Regions from separate parts of the Mus musculus genome. Here region 1 is linked to region 2. Evidence: chromatin loops called from intact Hi-C (ENCODE). Cell type or tissue: left cerebral cortex. All regions are shown on one strand. Links, peaks and the distances in the headings refer to the core of each region. The heading gives the core; the rest is flanking DNA.

Region 1 (8,403 bases), core at 66-8,065, 370 kb after region 2:
CCCTTCTACATATTATTGTTGTACGTTGTTTGTATTCTCAGCCTCGAGATATTCTTTGTGGAGCAGCTGATGAAGTCCTGGCTGTGCTGAAGAATGAAAAGCTTCGAGACAAGGAGAGAAGACGGGAGATTGACCTGCTGCTGGGTCAGACAGATGATACCAGATACCATGTGCTGGTAAACCTGGGCAAGAAGATCACAGACTACGGTGGCGACAAGGAGATACAGAATATGGGTACCTGAGCTCTTTGTGTCCAGACCATGTTTTGTGGTTGTTGGCCTTTCTGTTGAATACTCAGCATCTTTGTTAAAATTTTAGAATAGCATTGTTTCCATAGCTTATGTTGTGTTGCTTAAAGAGAATGGTGATCTGCAGGCCTTTTGGCACAGGCTTATCCCAACAAGTCAGCCTGGTTTGCATAGCAAGTTCCAGCTGCAGGGTTCCTAAGCAAAACCCACCTAAGAAGAATAAAGTGGAGAGTTATCTCTTGATGTTTGGTTGTGAGCCTTATCCTTTAGTAGCTGAACTATCTCTGCCACCCTGGCAGCCATTTTTAAATTGAGACCTATTGTGTAGACAGTGAGAGAGAGCAGGGAGGGCTTAGGAGCTGAAGAAGCAGAGCAGGGTAGAATCCAGGTTGGCAGGCTTGAGAGGCCTTGGTGCTTGTTTTCGTGTTGGTTAAGTCTGTGTGTTCTGGCCTGAGAGTAAGCAAGCCAGGCAGCTGAGGAAATGGGCTTGAGTGTCTCCACACTAACCACTGCCCTCTCTTTGTAATCCCACATCTCCTCAGATGACAACATTGATGAGACTTATGGTGTGAACGTGCAGTTTGAGTCTGATGAGGAGGTGAGTGGCTTTAAATGGATCCCTTCTGTTGTGTGATGTTACCAAGGTAGTGGGAGCTCTTCTCATAAACTGAAATTCCTAGCTAAATGCGTTTTACAGTGTTTTGTGGTATACTTACAAATTTTGTGTCATTCTGCTTAAGAAGTTATTGTGGTTCACGTTAGGTTCTTTTAGAAGCTAATCTAAACTAGTAGGTGTACACTGACAGTTTATAATAAACCAGATAGACCAATGAAAGTAGGAAGGAGGACTGAGAAATGCCATCCTGTGGGCACAGTGCAGTTATTGCAATCATGAACTCAAGCAGCTGCACTTACTTACTGTGGGCCTGTCCAAGACTGGCCCTGTCAACACCCAGTCAGAGATTGGGGAGGAGTCTTCTCCCTGCTACCTAACTATTGGTTATTGATAGATTATGGAAAGGGGGTCATTATCTTCAGTCCTGTAACCACTTCTAAGCCTTCTGGTCTCTGATGGTTAAATTCAGTGGGTCACAAATAACACAAGGAGGCATGAGTGTGAGAAACAGATGTGTAGGGAAGAGGAGGCTCCGTGAGGTGTGGGGAGCTGCAGTAAGAGAGCTTGGTATGGGGGCTGGCGAGATGGCTCTGTGGTTAAGAGCGCCGACTGCTCTTCCGAAGGTCCAGAGTTCAAATCCCAGCAACCACATGGTGGCTCACAACCATCTGTAACTAAATGTGATGCCCTCTTCTGGAGTGTCTGAAGACAGCTACAGTGTACTTAAATATAATAAATAAATAAATCTTTAAAAAAAAAGAGAGAGAGAGCTTGGTATGCATTGTGTGCGTGCATGAAATTGTCAGAACCCATTTAATCAATAAAGAAAAAAGATAAAGCACATCTTCAGTGACGTTGTGTCCTGCTGGAGTGTTTTAACCATAGTATAGTAATTCACGGCTTTCGAGTTGTGGGCTAATTGCTAGTTTAAGAATGCATATTCACCTAAGAGTATGGATGTAATTGTACTTGGCTATTTAGCTGTTGTAGCAGCTCCTGGGGTTAAAGCTTGCCACTTCTAGATTATAACTAAATATGAATAGTGGGACAATTGAAAAAGGAAAGTTGAACCAGGAATGGTAACACAGTGCCTACATTCCCAACAGTCAAGAGGTTGAGGCCAGCTAGGCTACATAGTGAAATTCTCTACATGTCTCTTAAGTCATTTTTTTTTCAGATTTATTTATTTTATGTATGAGAACACTGTAGCTGTACAGATGGTTGTGAGCCTTTGTGTGGTTGCTGGGAATTGAATTTAGGACCTTTGCTCTCTCCTGCTCAAAGATTTATTTATTATTGTAAATAAGTACACTGTAGCTGTCTTCAGACACACCAGAAGAGGGCATCAGATCTCATTATGGATGGTTGTGAGCCACTGTGTGGTTGCTGGGATTTGAACTCGGGACCTTCAAAGGAGCCGTCAGTTCTTTTAACAGCTGAGCCATCTCTCCAGCCTGTCATTTTTAAAGTTGGTTACTTTAGAGTTTTCAGTGAGTGAGTTTGTGTTCTGAAAAAGAAAGTACCAGTCCTGAAATGTCCTGGAAGATAAGATGTTACTGGAGTCAGGGTGAGCACTGAACTGAGAGCCAAGGAATCTTGAGTTTGAGCCTGTATCTTAGGCAGGTCATTTTGCCTCGGTTTCTGTTTTAGTAAAACAAAATGCTACTTCCTACAGAATAGTTAATTGGTAGAGTTTTTCTTTTCTCTTCCTTTCTTTCCTTCCTTTCTTTTTTTCTTTCTTTTTTTTTCCAGACAGGGTTTTCTTTTGTGTAGCCTTGGCAGTCCTGGACTAGCTCATTAGATCAGGGCTGGCCTCAAACTTACTGAGTTCCACCTGCCTCTGCCTCCTGAGTGCTGGAATTAAAGGCATGTGCCATCACTGCCCAGCTGTTAATTTGTAGTTTTAATTAGGAACAACCTGATACAGATTTCCTTGCTCGTAGCAATTTATTTAACAGATGTTAATTATTGAACATGATGTTTAAGTCCACAGTCCACAGTTGAGATTATGCAAACTAAGCATGATGTCTACATTTCTGGCTCACAATCTACTTTCCTGTGTATTCGTCTTCATAGCTCCTCCATTAGCCAGTAGTCTTAGTTTGATATTATCTGTGTTTCAGAAGGAGCATATGATCCCAGTGTTTGATATTTGCAGCTAAGGTGAGAAGCAGAAAAGAGGATAGATACATCTAATAAACCCATTCCAAATGGTCATTCCATTGATATTCCTGGAATATGGTTGATACACTATTGGCTTTACCCCAAAGCCGTTGTTCTAAGTATGGAGCTTACTTAGAGTGATAGAAAGCAGGACCTGTATGACACAGGGCCAGTTCTACATCTGTGTTGAGATTGTATTACAGGTAACATTGTCTCCATAGGAAGGTGATGAAGATGTGTATGGGGAAGTCCGAGAAGAAGCTTCTGATGATGACATGGAAGGGGACGAAGCTGTTGTGCGCTGCACCCTCTCTGCTAATGTAAGTACAGTTTGTTTTAGTGTAGGCCAGCTTGCTTCTAAGTGAAGGACTTCCTCTTACTAAGACACTCACTGAGCCGTGGTTGGTTTTTCTGGGTGGTGGCTACTGTGGATTGAACCCAGCTTCAGGCATGCTAGGCCAGTGCTCCACCACTGAGCTAGTGTCATCGTTCTCAGCTTTTGGGGTTTGGAGTTTTGTTGTTGTCCAGGCAGGCTTCAAACTTTTGATGTCTTCCTCATCCTTCCTCTTGAATGCTGGAATTATGGCATGGACCACTGTGCCTGCCTTCCAGACTTCCTTTTGATGGGTATTTGGGTTGTTTTTAAAATTTGATACATAGATAACATTGTAATGACAAGAGTATTTGAGTGTTTTGTTTGTCTTTTAAGGTAGGGTTTCCTTGTGTAACCCTGGCTGTCCTGGAACTTGATCAGTAGACCAGGCTGGCCTTGAATTCAGAGACCCGCCTGCCTCTGCCTCCCAGGTGGTGGAATTAAGGCATGCACCACCATTGCCCTTCTGAGTATTTTATTTTTGTTTGTTTGTTGTTCTGGGGTTGAACTTACTGTCTTGTGCATGGTGAATGCTCTAGCACTGAGTTATAGAGCAGTATTTAAAGAGACTAAAAACATTTTTATTTTGAGAAAGGGCCTCACAAAGTTGTCTGAGCTGGACTTAAACTTACGCTATAGCTCATGCAAGTCTTGGAGCTTTGTCAACTCAGCTTTCTAAGTAGTGGGGTAAATTTACAGACCTGTGCCAGTGGTGTTTTGTGTGTGTGTGTGTGTGTGTGTGTGTGTGTGTGTGTTTCTGACATAAAACTTGCTGGGCAGCTCAGACTGGCCATGAATTTGGAATCTCCTGCATCAGCCTTCTTAGTGCTGGGATTGCAGGTGTTCCACCAACCTCAGTTTGAGCCTTATTAAACAGTCAGTATTTTGATTTTCTTAGGACATTAGTCAGTTGTTTCTCTTCCCAAAGACACATGTTAATGAAATCTTAGTCTGGTGTGCTCCTGAATGCAGTGTAATAGAGCTGCTGCTTTCTGGAAAGGCCTCAGCAGGTAGCCTATGGGATGGTAGGTAACTTGGGTGGAGCATGATGAAGAGACCTAGTGAGCCACATGCCTGATTTCCTTCTTAGCTTGTAGCCTCAGGCGAACTGATGAGTTCTAAGAAGAAGGATTTGCACCCTCGGGATATCGATGCCTTCTGGCTGCAGCGACAGCTCAGTCGTTTCTATGATGATGCCATTGTGTCACAGAAGAAGGCAGATGAGGTGTTGGAGATTTTGAAGGTATGGATAAAATAGTACTTGTATTCCATGTGTCTTGTCAGAAAGGGTCAGTGTTTGGAAGGCAGCTATGCTTACTGCAGTGCCGACAGTGCAGGGACAGTGTTTGAGGTTGCAGATGGCTGTACTCATACAGTCTTATTTTCTCTCTCCAGACAGCAAGTGATGACCGAGAATGTGAGAACCAACTGGTTTTGCTCCTTGGTTTCAACACGTTTGACTTCATTAAAGTGTTGCGGCAGCACAGGATGATGAGTGAGTAGACTATGCACTTTTCTTGCTGTGTGTGTGCGCACGCGCAAGAGTCTGCTGGATTGTGTTGGCTTCAGTATCTAATTACCTTCTGTTTGCTCAGGAATAAAAGGAGGTTTTATTTCACTGTCTGCAACTTTCTCTCCCTATTGTGTTTGGCAGTTTTATACTGTACCTTGTTGGCCAGTGCTCAGAGTGAACCTGAAAAGGAGAGGATCGTGGGAAAGATGGAAGCTGATCCAGAGCTCTCCAAGTTCCTCTATCAGCTCCATGAGACTGAGAAGGAGGACCTGATCAGAGTAAGGACTGTTTTGTCTGTCCGTCTTGTTCCTTGTTCAGTGTTTGAGGTAATGAACCATATCTCTGCGTTCTCTGGAGTTGCTCAGGGTGCAAGTTAGAGTCAGCACACTCATTTCTGTGGTTGAGATCCTGTTTTCATCCCCAGTGCCATGGGGAACCTGTTTACTACAACCTGGGAAAAGAGCATGTCTGCTTAATGTAGAACACCATTCCTCCCTGCCTTTGGTGGTTAATTGTTGACAGTCTGCTTCTGACGTTCCTCTTTAGAACACTGCATCACCACTGTGTTTGCTACCTCTGACTGATTTATTTACTTATTTTTATAGTCTCTGGCAGGTCTCAAAATAAAGTGATGTCTTTGGTTTGGGGATACATGATTTAGCACCATGATTGAAGCCCAATCCAGAAGGGACTGCACGGGACAAGCACTCAGGCGAACAATGTACATGATTGTGCTTTTTCTTCTCCCCTGCTGCAGGAAGAAAGGTCCCGGAGAGAGAGAGTCCGTCAGTCCCGAATGGACACAGATCTGGAAACCATGGATTTGGACCAGGGTGGAGAGGTGAGTGCCGGGCTGTCCGCAGGCTGTTGTGGCTGGAAAGCTCACCTGCTAAGCCTGTTTGTGCTTTGCCTGTTTCCAGGCTCTGGCTCCAAGGCAGGTTCTGGATTTGGAGGACCTTGTTTTTACCCAAGGAAGCCACTTCATGGCCAATAAGCGCTGCCAGCTTCCTGACGGGTCCTTCCGACGCCAGCGTAAAGGCTATGAAGAGGTGCATGTGCCTGCTTTGAAGCCCAAGCCCTTTGGCTCAGAAGAAGTGAGTGAATCGCCTTTTCCGTTCTCTGTGTCTGTCTTCCAGTTTGGCGGTTAGCCATTAACTAAAATGTCACCTAGTCTCAAAGATAATTTATTCTAGGAGTGGAAACTATTCCAGAGTTTTCCCATTCCAAGACCAGGAAGCAATAGTGATCTCTCTGTACAGGTTTAGAGTAGAGAATTATGAATGGCGATTGCCAGGGAATGAAATCATGGGGAAATCAAAGTGAAATCATAGTGATCTTGTAAAAATGGGCAGCCTGCTGAAGGATCCAGGAGCATAAAGTGTGGGATGTTTCTTCCTTTAGCAATTGCTCCCGGTGGAGAAGCTGCCAAAGTATGCCCAGGCAGGATTTGAGGGCTTCAAAACGCTGAACCGGATCCAGAGTAAGCTCTACCGTGCTGCCCTGGAGACTGATGAGAACCTGCTGCTGTGTGCTCCCACTGTAAGTACTGATCTGCCTCCTTTTCTTCCTGAAATGTTTTGGTAGCAAATTAAATACTAATCCTTAACTAGGACTTATTCTTTGCAATTGAGTCAGGGTCTCTCTATGTAGCCTTAGACCTGACTTACAATATAGACCAGGCTGCCTGTAAACTCATAGAGATCTGCCTGCCTCTGCCTCCCAAGTGCTGTGATTAAAGGTATAGCATGCCACCTCTGGCTATTCTCTGTTCTGTGATGGACAACCCACTGGGGCAGTGTTACTTGGGGCAGTCCCAGGGTCAGTTCTGTTTTGGTGGTAGCCCATAGCAGATGAAGAGGCTTTGTCTCTGCCCCCGTCTAGGGTGCGGGCAAGACCAACGTGGCCCTGATGTGTATGCTCCGAGAGATAGGGAAACACATCAACATGGACGGCACAATCAATGTGGATGACTTCAAGATCATCTACATAGCTCCCATGCGGTCCCTGGTCCAGGAGATGGTGGGCAGTTTTGGAAAGGTAAGTCGTATAACTTCTCCAGAAGATACTAACTGCAGCTGGTCATGTGCTAGGGAGGGGCCTATGCATTACTGCTTCTTTTGTTAGGGAAACTCTAGATATTTTTTGCCATTTCCAAGGTAGAATTTGACCCAAGTAATTTCTGAGGCAAAATTGTCTTGACCTGACTTACATGGACACCATCTTTGTTGTATTTTCTTAATGGACTCACTGCATCTTACAATATTTATGTGGAATGAATATGGTTTATAGCTTGTGGGTTTTTACCCCAGTTCCACTTTCCTGCTTCATGAAGGGCTTCCATAGATCCTTTGCCTCTACCCGAGTGGGATTTAAGTAACATTTGTTCATCTTTCCTGACTCACCAGATACTTAACTTCTCCTTGTCCACAGCACAGAAATGGCTGCCAGGCCCTTCAGGCACCGTCTACCATTCTTAGACGTTAGGCAGGCTCCCTGCCACTGAGCTGCATCTCCAGCCCCATCACTCAGTATTGCTGATGATGATTTCTTTCCCCAGCGCCTGGCCACATATGGCATCACTGTTGCTGAGCTGACTGGGGATCACCAGCTATGCAAGGAGGAAATCAGTGCCACACAGATTATCGTCTGCACCCCTGAGAAGTGGGACATCATCACACGCAAGGGCGGGGAGCGCACCTACACCCAGCTGGTGCGACTCATTGTCTTGGTGAGTGGGAGAGAGTGGGAAGGAAAAAACAACTGTGTCAAGGAGTGTTTGGCACTCTAGTTGGTGGCATGAACTTGGGAGAGTGGGGCCTAAATACGAGTCAGACTAAAGTCCCATGCACTAGCCAGCTTTATTCATTCAGACAATTTATACTCTGAGGGTTAACAAGAAGCACATGACTAAGGTGTTCAGTTGCAAGGACAAGGCCACACATGGCCAAACATGTTTTTCTAGAGAGGCATATGAATAACAATAGTGATATAAACTCACTTCTATACCCCACACCTGGGAGGAGCATGGAAACATGTTCCAGGAGTGACGATCATAAGACTCTGGTCATTTTTTTCTTGGAGTTTTCTCACAAGCACCCAAAATCCACACATGACTATTCTTGGACTGTGTTAGGACCAGGGAGCATTGGATTGCCTGTGTTTACTGGTTCTGTTCTTTTTTTGTTCCTTTTTTTTCCCCTATCCTTCTCCCTCTTGTTCCAGCCCCACTTGTTCTGGCTCCGCTTGCTCCAGCCCATAGGATTTTTATTTGTTTCTCATTATGGATGACTGTGAGCCACCATGTGGTTGCTGGGATTTAAACTCATGATCTCCGGAAGAGCAGTCAGTGCTCTTAACTGCTGAGCCATCTCAGCAGCCCCTAGTTCTGTTTCTTTTTTTTTTTTTTTTTTTTTTTAAGATTTATTTATTATATGTAAGTATACTGTAGCTGTCTTCAGACACACCAGAAAAGGGAGTCAGATCTCATTAC
Region 2 (8,403 bases), core at 296-8,295:
TGGAAAGACCACATTAGTTCATATTTTCTTCAGAAGAAATTAGTATATTTAAGTAATCTCTTTTATAGCTATCAGCTAAATACTTGAATATCTTTAAAGTCATTTTTTAAAATACATCCCATTTCATGTGTGTATGTAAAAAACACATGAATGAACGAATGAATGAATGAATCCATCCATCCAGTTAAATCTACAAGACATCAAACTAAGTCTACATAACTAATTTGTTGACAATTTAAAATTAACCTGCGTCTTTCATAAAGAAAAACTATTTAACCCAGGCAGTGGTGGCACATTTCTGAGTTTGAGGCCAGCCTGGTCTACAGAGTGAGCTCCAGGACAGCCAGGGCTAAACAGAGAAACCCAAAGAAGAAGAACAACTATTTAAAAATCAACTTCTCTGACCTTGACACAAAAAAATTCCTATCTTATAGGACATACTTTAAAGATAACATATTTTTAGAATCTTACCTTTTTAGTTGAGCATTATTATCCTTAATCTCAGCGCTTAGGAGGTAGATGCAGGAGGATCTATGGAGTTCCTGGACTGCCAGGGCTATGTAAAGACCCTGCTTCATAACAAAATCAAAGAACCCTTACCTTTCAGCAGTGCAGTGAGTATGGCCACATCTATATCTTGATGATCCTCTGATCCAATGTGAAAAACAGTGATCTATTTAAAAATATATTAATATCTTTATTTTTAAAGCTAAGATATTATATAACAAATAATTTCAAACAATATAAAGAGAAATGATCATATGTAGATTTGTATAGAAACAGATATTTATAGGTCTGGCAAGATGACAAAGTGGGTAAGAGTGTTTGCCATATATTACAATTTGACTGAGAATGGCCACTGCAGGCTCACATGATTGAACGCTGTGATCCCCACTGGTAGGACTGCTGGAGAAGGATTAGAAGATGGTGCCTTATTGGAGAAGGTTTGTTACTGGGCATGGGGCTTCCAGGTTTCAAAGTCTTCATTCCAGCAGGCAGCTTCCCTGCCTTGTGGTTGTCAACATGCACATTCTCAGCACTGCTACCGCCCCACGCCTGCCTGCTACCATGGTCCCGACCATGATGACCGTGAACTCACTTCTGAGATCATGAGAGCCCATTGAATGCTCTTTTATTAAGTTGCCTTGGTCATGGTGCCTTTTCATAGCAACAGAAAAGTAACTAAGACACCACACAAACCTGACAACCAAGTTCAATCTCCAGAAGCCATTAAAGGTGGAAGGAAAGAACTGACTCCACAAAGTGACCTCCGTGCATGCACGCCCACACAACCGCACACGCAAAATGACTTTTTTTAACATGTAGTCACTTACGTATTTCTATAATTATACAGACCTGTAAATCTATAGACCTAACTGATCTAATATCAGTTCAACCCTAAAAACAAAACAGAAAATTTTGACTTCATTACTTACAACACATTAGCAGACATATCCAAAACCAGTATTTTCTTTTCCCTTTTATGTTTTGTTATGTTGAGACTGGTTTCCCTAAGTAGCCCTGTCTGTCTTCTTCCTCCTGTGTGCCTAGACTAACTAAAGGCATGCGGCTTGTTTGTTCCATATCAGTCACTTCTTTTTACTCTATCTTATGTCTGTTAGCTGACACAATCAATTCGTGGGTAGAGGCAAGAGATTACTATCAGAGTAAATATTGCTGTTCTTTTGACAGAGTGAACACTTACTCCAGTGATAAATATATCCCCCACCCCTTTTTAAAGAAAAATTCTTACGAAGTTGACTCAGCCCTCCAGTCTCAGCTTCCAGGCACTAGATCACAGGTGTGCACCACTACACCTTGCAGCATAGTGGTGAGGAGTGTAATCAAGTGAAATATAAAACTGTTTAGGAAGCTTTTACCTAGGTACTTTTCAGAAAGTAAAAGGTGATCACTACACTTGAACTTGTAAAAAGTTCAACTAACTTCATTTCATGGAGAACAAAGCTTGCAATGAAAGTCAAAACAAGGCAAATCAGCATCTCATCAAGGCACAAAGGCCAAGGAGTGACAACAAATCCATGTTTCTATGTATCGACAGAGCTGTACATTTTCTCTCTGAAAACATAAGCCTGTGTTCACACATATAAAATTAAGCAGCATAGACTTTTAACCTTGTAGTCTTAAAATACTTTCCCAGACATTTTACTGGAAGTCACTAGCAACTATAACCCCCGCCCCCTTGTTGGGGGTGGGGGGGATAGAGGGAGAGACAGAGACAGAGAGAGATTTGCACACAGCATACACAAGTCAAAGGCAATGTGTGAGAGTTGGTTCTCTCCTTACACCAGTTGACTTTCAGGATCAAACTCAGGTCATCAGATTTGGTGGCAAGCACCAGTGGCCATGGAGCCATGTTGCTTGTTTTTCTGCATTCTTCTTAAATACTACTTAAATACTTCCTTTAAAAGAATAAATATAGTCTTAATACAACTTGAATATTAGTCTTTTTAGCCGTGCGGTGGTGGTGCACGCCTTTAATCCTAGCACTTGGGAGACAGAGACAGGCGGCAGAGACAGGCAGATTTCTGAGTTCAAGGTCAGCCTGGTCTACAAAGTGAGTTCCAGGACAGCCAGGGGTATACAGAGAAACCCTGTCTCGAAAAAAAAAAAAAAAAAAAAAAAACCACACAAAGATGAAATAATGTATAAATTAGAATAAATAAGAGACTTATTCGGCTGAACTCTACTCACAAGCTCTTTTTTTTTCATACACTCCATCATTGTTTGAAATAAATGAACTGCTTCACTCTGGCCAAAGTTAAATGTTTTCTTGATAGTTGATATAATATCAGGCTCTGCTGCATCAGGAAGATTTCTGGTAAAAGAAGAAAATCAATTTACTTCATTTCATCTTCTCTGTAGGATGAACATGAAACACAGGTAGACCCAAGCAAGGTTTCTAGAGATTCTGTACTAATTATTCAATAATAATTTTCTGAGATGCCTACTATTAAATCTTTGGCATAAGGAGAGTAATAATGTGTTTTCATTTTGAATTATTTTGTGAATGCTTTAAACAAAGCATGTGATGTAGTACTAGTACTCTGATATTACAAGGTATCATAAGGGTAATTCTATACTATGGCTTATAAAATAAATTTCCAAGTTATCTTAAACATGGACACTATAATGCATCAGAGTACCACAATGCAGCAGTTCATGATCAGAATCTCCTTTCCTATTCGCTTTGCCTTCTACACTTCAGCTCTTTCCAGCAATCACTGTTAGCCTCTATGATGCTCTGAGATCTTGTTTAGTAATGTAATTTTCTTAACTCTTCTTAAAAGTAAGGAATGTGGGCTGGCGAGATGGCTAAGTGGGTAAGAGCACTGACTGCTCTTCCAAAGGTCCTGAGTTCAAATCCTAGCAACAACATGGTGGCTCACAACCACCCATAATGATATCTGATGCCCTCTTCTGGTATGTCTGAAGACAGCTACAGTGTACTTATATATAATAAAAAATAAATCTTTGGACGAGAGCAAGCGGGGCTGAACGGAGCAAGCAGAGGTCCTAAATTCAATTCCCAACAACCACATGAAGGCTCATAACCATCTGCACAGCTACAGTACACTCATATGCATAAAATAAGTAAATAAATCTTTTTTTAAAAAAAGGAAGGAATGCTTCACAAGTTTGCATGTCATCCTTGCATAAGAGCTACACTACTCTGCATCATGCCTCTGTGTATGTGTGTGTGTGTTTGTGCTGCCACAGGGGAGTAGAGTGACTTAATACACAGGTCCCATCCTTCCTCAGCTGCAATCATTCCACTATATAGACATGCCATAACTTATTTAGACCTCTTTTGGTAGATTTTCTATGTCTTTATCTTGTACAAATAACCCTACAACAAAAACTTTATATGAGTATTTACTTGTAGAAACCATTATGTGAAATTAAACTATCAGGTTAAAGGTATGTTTTTATCAAAATAATCTTTTGAATAAAAAAAAAATAAAAAAGATGATTATACTTTCATTCCAATAATGTATGAGACAAGCTACTGCCTTAAGTCTGAACAAAGCATTTTATTGAATCTGAGATTTTCATTCTCATTAAATAAACAAAGGAATTCAGTACTGGATAAGCTATAACACTCTATATTGTAAAATCTGCTATACTCTACACTCACCCTCCTTCCTCTGTCTGTTTGTGGATATAGGCTAGTAAATCTGCAGCTCTGCCTGTCCCTTCACACACAACAACTGGAACTGGGGGGCTTTCCTGAAGGTACTCCAGTACTGTAAGGATGACATTTGGCCCGCCTTCAAATATCAAAGCCACCACAGGAACTCCTTGCCCAATTCCTGAAAAGGGTAAAAGTTTAATTAGTAAATATGAGAAAACTCAGTAAATTAATCTTATTTATTTTAAATAAAAAAATTAAAATAAAATTACATGTGAAACAGTTGGCTTTACCTTGAACACTGAATGTTAGCAATAACCAGTATATTTATAAAAAACCGAGCACCTATAACAAGAGCTCTCAACATTTATTCACTGAAATCTGTTCAAGCAACTAGAATGTGTGTATTAACCGAAGATAAGCCTTTGTGTTTTTACTAATTGACTTTCTTTCTGACAAGATATGTTAGGATTAATTTGTGGCTTAGTATGTCTAGCTTTTGCTTTTTATTATTTTTGAAAGTCTTATATGTATAACCCAAGGATGCCTCTAGTCTCAGTCCCTTGAGAGCTGTGATACTATTGAAAGTCTTGGGCTGGAGAGATGGCTCTGTGGTTAAAAGCACTGACTGCTCTTCCAGAGGTTCCCAGAAACCACATGATGGCTCACAACCATCTGTAATGGATCGGACGCCCTCTTCTGGTGTGTGAAGACAGCTACGGTATTATATAAATAAAGATAAATCTTAGAAAGGGAGGTCAGAAGAATACACTGTCTCCCCCAGGAGTAGAAATGGTCTGAGACACTGACTGGGTGCTGGGGACTGAACGCAAAACCTCTGCCAGAATAACAAGCACTCGCAGCCCCCAAAACATATTTCTTTAAATTACTCAATTTCACAAACAGTGTGACTCTATTATGTATGCTCTTCTGTTATGTTATATTTCCATATCACTTCATCAGAGTTCACCTTCTCAGGATACTGGGTTACAGAATTACTTCAGATTGTAACAAAATATAGATGTTGAAGGATAAAGCTCAGCCACAGTTGGAAAGAAAAATCTGCTCCAAGAATATTAACTTTTAAAACCCATTTGCCAACAGCAATACAGACCTACATTGTAAAGTTTAAGGAAAGCTAATTCTTTTTTTTTTTTTTTTTTTTTTTTTTGGTCATGGTGTTTTGTTTTGTTTTTATTTATTATATGTAAGTACACTGTAGCTGTCTTCAGACACACCAGAAGAGGGAGTCAGATCTCATTAGGGATGGTTGTGAGCCACCATGTGGTTGCTGGGATTTGAACTCAGGACCTCTGGAAGAGCAGTCGGGTGCTCTTACCTGCTGAGCCACCTCACCAGCCCCGGAAAGCTAATTCTTAACAAAGTGATACTGCTCCTTTTATAACACTATCTTGACTGTCAAAGTCATGTATTAGAATGACTACAAACATTACGGCTGTTAATAAGTACCTTGAACTACAGTGGTTTACAATATCATAGGTTTTTTTGGTTTTGTTTTAAACACAATGAAACAGCAACAAAACTCTTTTCTTTTTGGACTTGGATTGGAAACATAAATATGGAACTTGGCTTAGGATGTCTTTTCCTAGGTCTTAACATTTTGTTTAAGATTGGCCATTTTTGGTTGCTTTGTAGGTTCTCTTGGTAAGTAAAGAAGTGTACTTACTTCAAAGAACATGCTACTTTTCAAGCATGCTGCTGGCTATTAATACACCTTTGAATAATTTAACAGTTAAAAAAAATCTATGAACTCCCTTACTAGCATGAATTCTTTGCTGATTAATGGTTTTTTCAAGTTCTCTTCTCAGTCTGACTTCTGCCCCATACTTTCCAACAGTGCCATCATCCACCAAGATGAAATGGGAGTGTAGATTATTCAGAACATTCAATTTGCTCAAGGGATTCAATAGGGTTTGATAAGGAGCAACCACCTAAACAATAACGAAAACAAGAGTCAATGGAAGGGAGCTGAATGTAACATAGTGTAAGATAAATTCTGAAGCAATCCAGGGATAAAAAGTACAATTCTATTTTCATTCATATATAAAGAAAAAGAACAAGCTTTTAAATATTTGAAGATCAATAATAAATTGAGCCATGTTTTTTATCATTGCATACAAAAGGAACAGTAAAATATACAGTACTAATTATAAATCTATTGAAATGAGTAAAGTCCAATTCAGCAAATGTGAAAAAGCAGCAAAATGTGAATGTGTTTTTTTCCAAAGCATAAATATAGCCTTTTAAAACAGAGATTAGAAATTCAGTACCATTTGAAAATGATTGCCACAATTTAGATTTTTTTCCTTTTGGTTATTTTTTAAAGACAGGATTGCATTATATAGCCCCAGTAGCCTGGAACTTTGCTATGTAGATCAAGCTGGCTTTGACTGAAACGCAGAAACTGGTCTGCTTCTGCCTCTATGTGCTGCGTGCTGGAATTAAAGGCCTGCAATGGCACAGCAATATCCACTGGGTACACGGAGAGTCACAACGCCAGCACAGTTGCTTGCTAAGAGTTCCAGCAAAGCTGAGCAGGTTGCTACAACCTCTGTGCTTTATCTCTAACTTTTGGGCTTTGGTCTCTCTGTATTATATTCTTGGGGACTTTCTGCATTATGATTAATTTTATTTCTTTTACTGAGAAAAATTATATCTTAGTTTTTTAAAGAAAATCTTAAAATTAACTTTATCGGGGCTGGTGAGATGGCTCAGTGGGTTAGAGCACCCGACTGCTCTTCCGAAGGTCCAGAGTTCAAATCCCAGCAACCACATGGTGGCTCACAACCATCCGTAACGAGATCTGACTCCCTCTTCTGGAGTGTCTGAAGACAGCTACAGTGTACTTACATATAATAAATAAATAAATCTTTAAAAAAAAAAAAAAAAAAAATTAACTTTATCTGGCCACTATGTGCAAGTTTTCCTTATGCCCTGGACATCATTAATTACAGATGTGCATATAGCTAGATGAGGCCATTACTCCAGAAATGTTCTTGGGGTCTCTGCCCCTGAGCAACCTCAAACAGCATAACTGGTACAGGGTAAACAGAGTCAACTGACAAACTGACTAGCCAGGAGAATAGGTTACAGATACAAGATCTCTTTTTTTATTAAAGGCTTAGAGCTCTCTGAAAATATGAAGATAGGAGGTTGTACAATGTATATATTTGAAGGAGTACAATTCAGTAAATAAGATAGATTGACTAAAGTAAACTTTTCCTACTTTACAGTGTAAATGATGAAACACATAGTAAATTAAGTTAGGTATTAGTATTTGCTATTCATAAAAAGACTGGTTCAGATATTTTCTGTTTGCCTTGGAGTGTCTAAAAGCAGGCTGTCATATAATAAATGTGTTTGCTTCAGGGGAGACATTCTTTATATTCTTCAAATGGGAGTTACTGAGCTAATAATAAAATGTTTGTATTTTCTAATTGTAACTAAACTTATAACCATGGACATGTAATGAAAAATCAAAATATATCCTGTACCACTTGAGATAATCATTAGTCTGTCTTTGTTCTGTGAAACTTGTATAAAGTACTTGCGAGTCAGAGCTGCTAAATTCCCCTGATCATTGAGTGACTCCCTTCCTTTGGTGACTCATCTCCCCTGCAGGTGCCCTATCAGCAATGAACCTAAGACCTTCAGGCACCCACCCCAAAGGCCTTGGCACTGCACCATCATGCCCAGTCAGTTTTACTTTAATAGGCTCCTGATGAATATTCATAAACCGGTTCACATCTTCAATCTATTTGAATAAAACACTAGCCTTTGATTCCTACTCTTGGTGACAAGATTAATCCCTAACATAATGACCAGTTCGATCTCTGAGTTCAAGGCTAGCCTGGCCTTGGGAACAGCAACAGTTACACAGACAAACGCTGTCTTGAAAAACAAAAACAAAAGAAAGAAAAGAAAAGAAAATCAATTACAAATACTAATATGGAAAACATGTTAAAATAACATTCTACATTAAAGACAGAAAACAAAAGGACCAACACCATTATAAGCATTTATATTGATAGACATATTCCAAAGGATCAAAAAAGACCACTGGAAATTTTGTTTTAAACTTAGTGTGAAAGTATGATACAGTCTATCAAATTGGCTAGCATTATTTCTGTTTATATACAAGCTCAAATTTAAGACATTAGAAAAAAAAAAAACCTTTCTTACATCTCTCCCAACAAGATCATTTCTGTTTTCTATCACTCCCCATGGAGCTA

The links. Hi-C counts contacts between places; a loop is a spot of excess contacts. Peaks named below come from ENCODE experiments on the same cell type or tissue, not always from the same donor. Only the 100,000 strongest peaks of a DNase experiment are listed, where the experiment ranks them.
Region 1: a loop joins it to region 2, with 3 times the contacts of the local background. A loop is called at or near these places in 4 of 42 quality-filtered maps.

What each region holds. Positions count from the first base shown.
Region 1 is chr2:127,211,559-127,219,961 of GRCm38, forward strand. It overlaps Snrnp200 (small nuclear ribonucleoprotein 200 (U5)), which reads left to right. Exons shown (of 45, transcript NM_177214.5): 4 at 42-234; 5 at 791-846; 6 at 3,249-3,347; 7 at 4,491-4,643; 8 at 4,796-4,895; 9 at 5,055-5,191; 10 at 5,671-5,754; 11 at 5,834-6,007; 12 at 6,315-6,452; 13 at 6,795-6,950; 14 at 7,471-7,641. Among named protein-coding and RNA genes, the nearest start is that of Snrnp200, 7.4 kb to the left of the region's middle. In left cerebral cortex, for the core only: no CTCF peak of the experiment used is centred there; no DNase peak of the experiment used is centred there.
Region 2 is chr2:126,840,144-126,848,546 of GRCm38, forward strand. It overlaps Trpm7 (transient receptor potential cation channel, subfamily M, member 7), which reads right to left. Exons shown (of 39, transcript NM_021450.2): 6 at 8,354-8,403; 7 at 5,931-6,102; 8 at 4,157-4,331; 9 at 2,713-2,836; 10 at 601-673. Among named protein-coding and RNA genes, the nearest start is that of Trpm7, 32 kb to the right of the region's middle. In left cerebral cortex, for the core only: no CTCF peak of the experiment used is centred there; no DNase peak of the experiment used is centred there.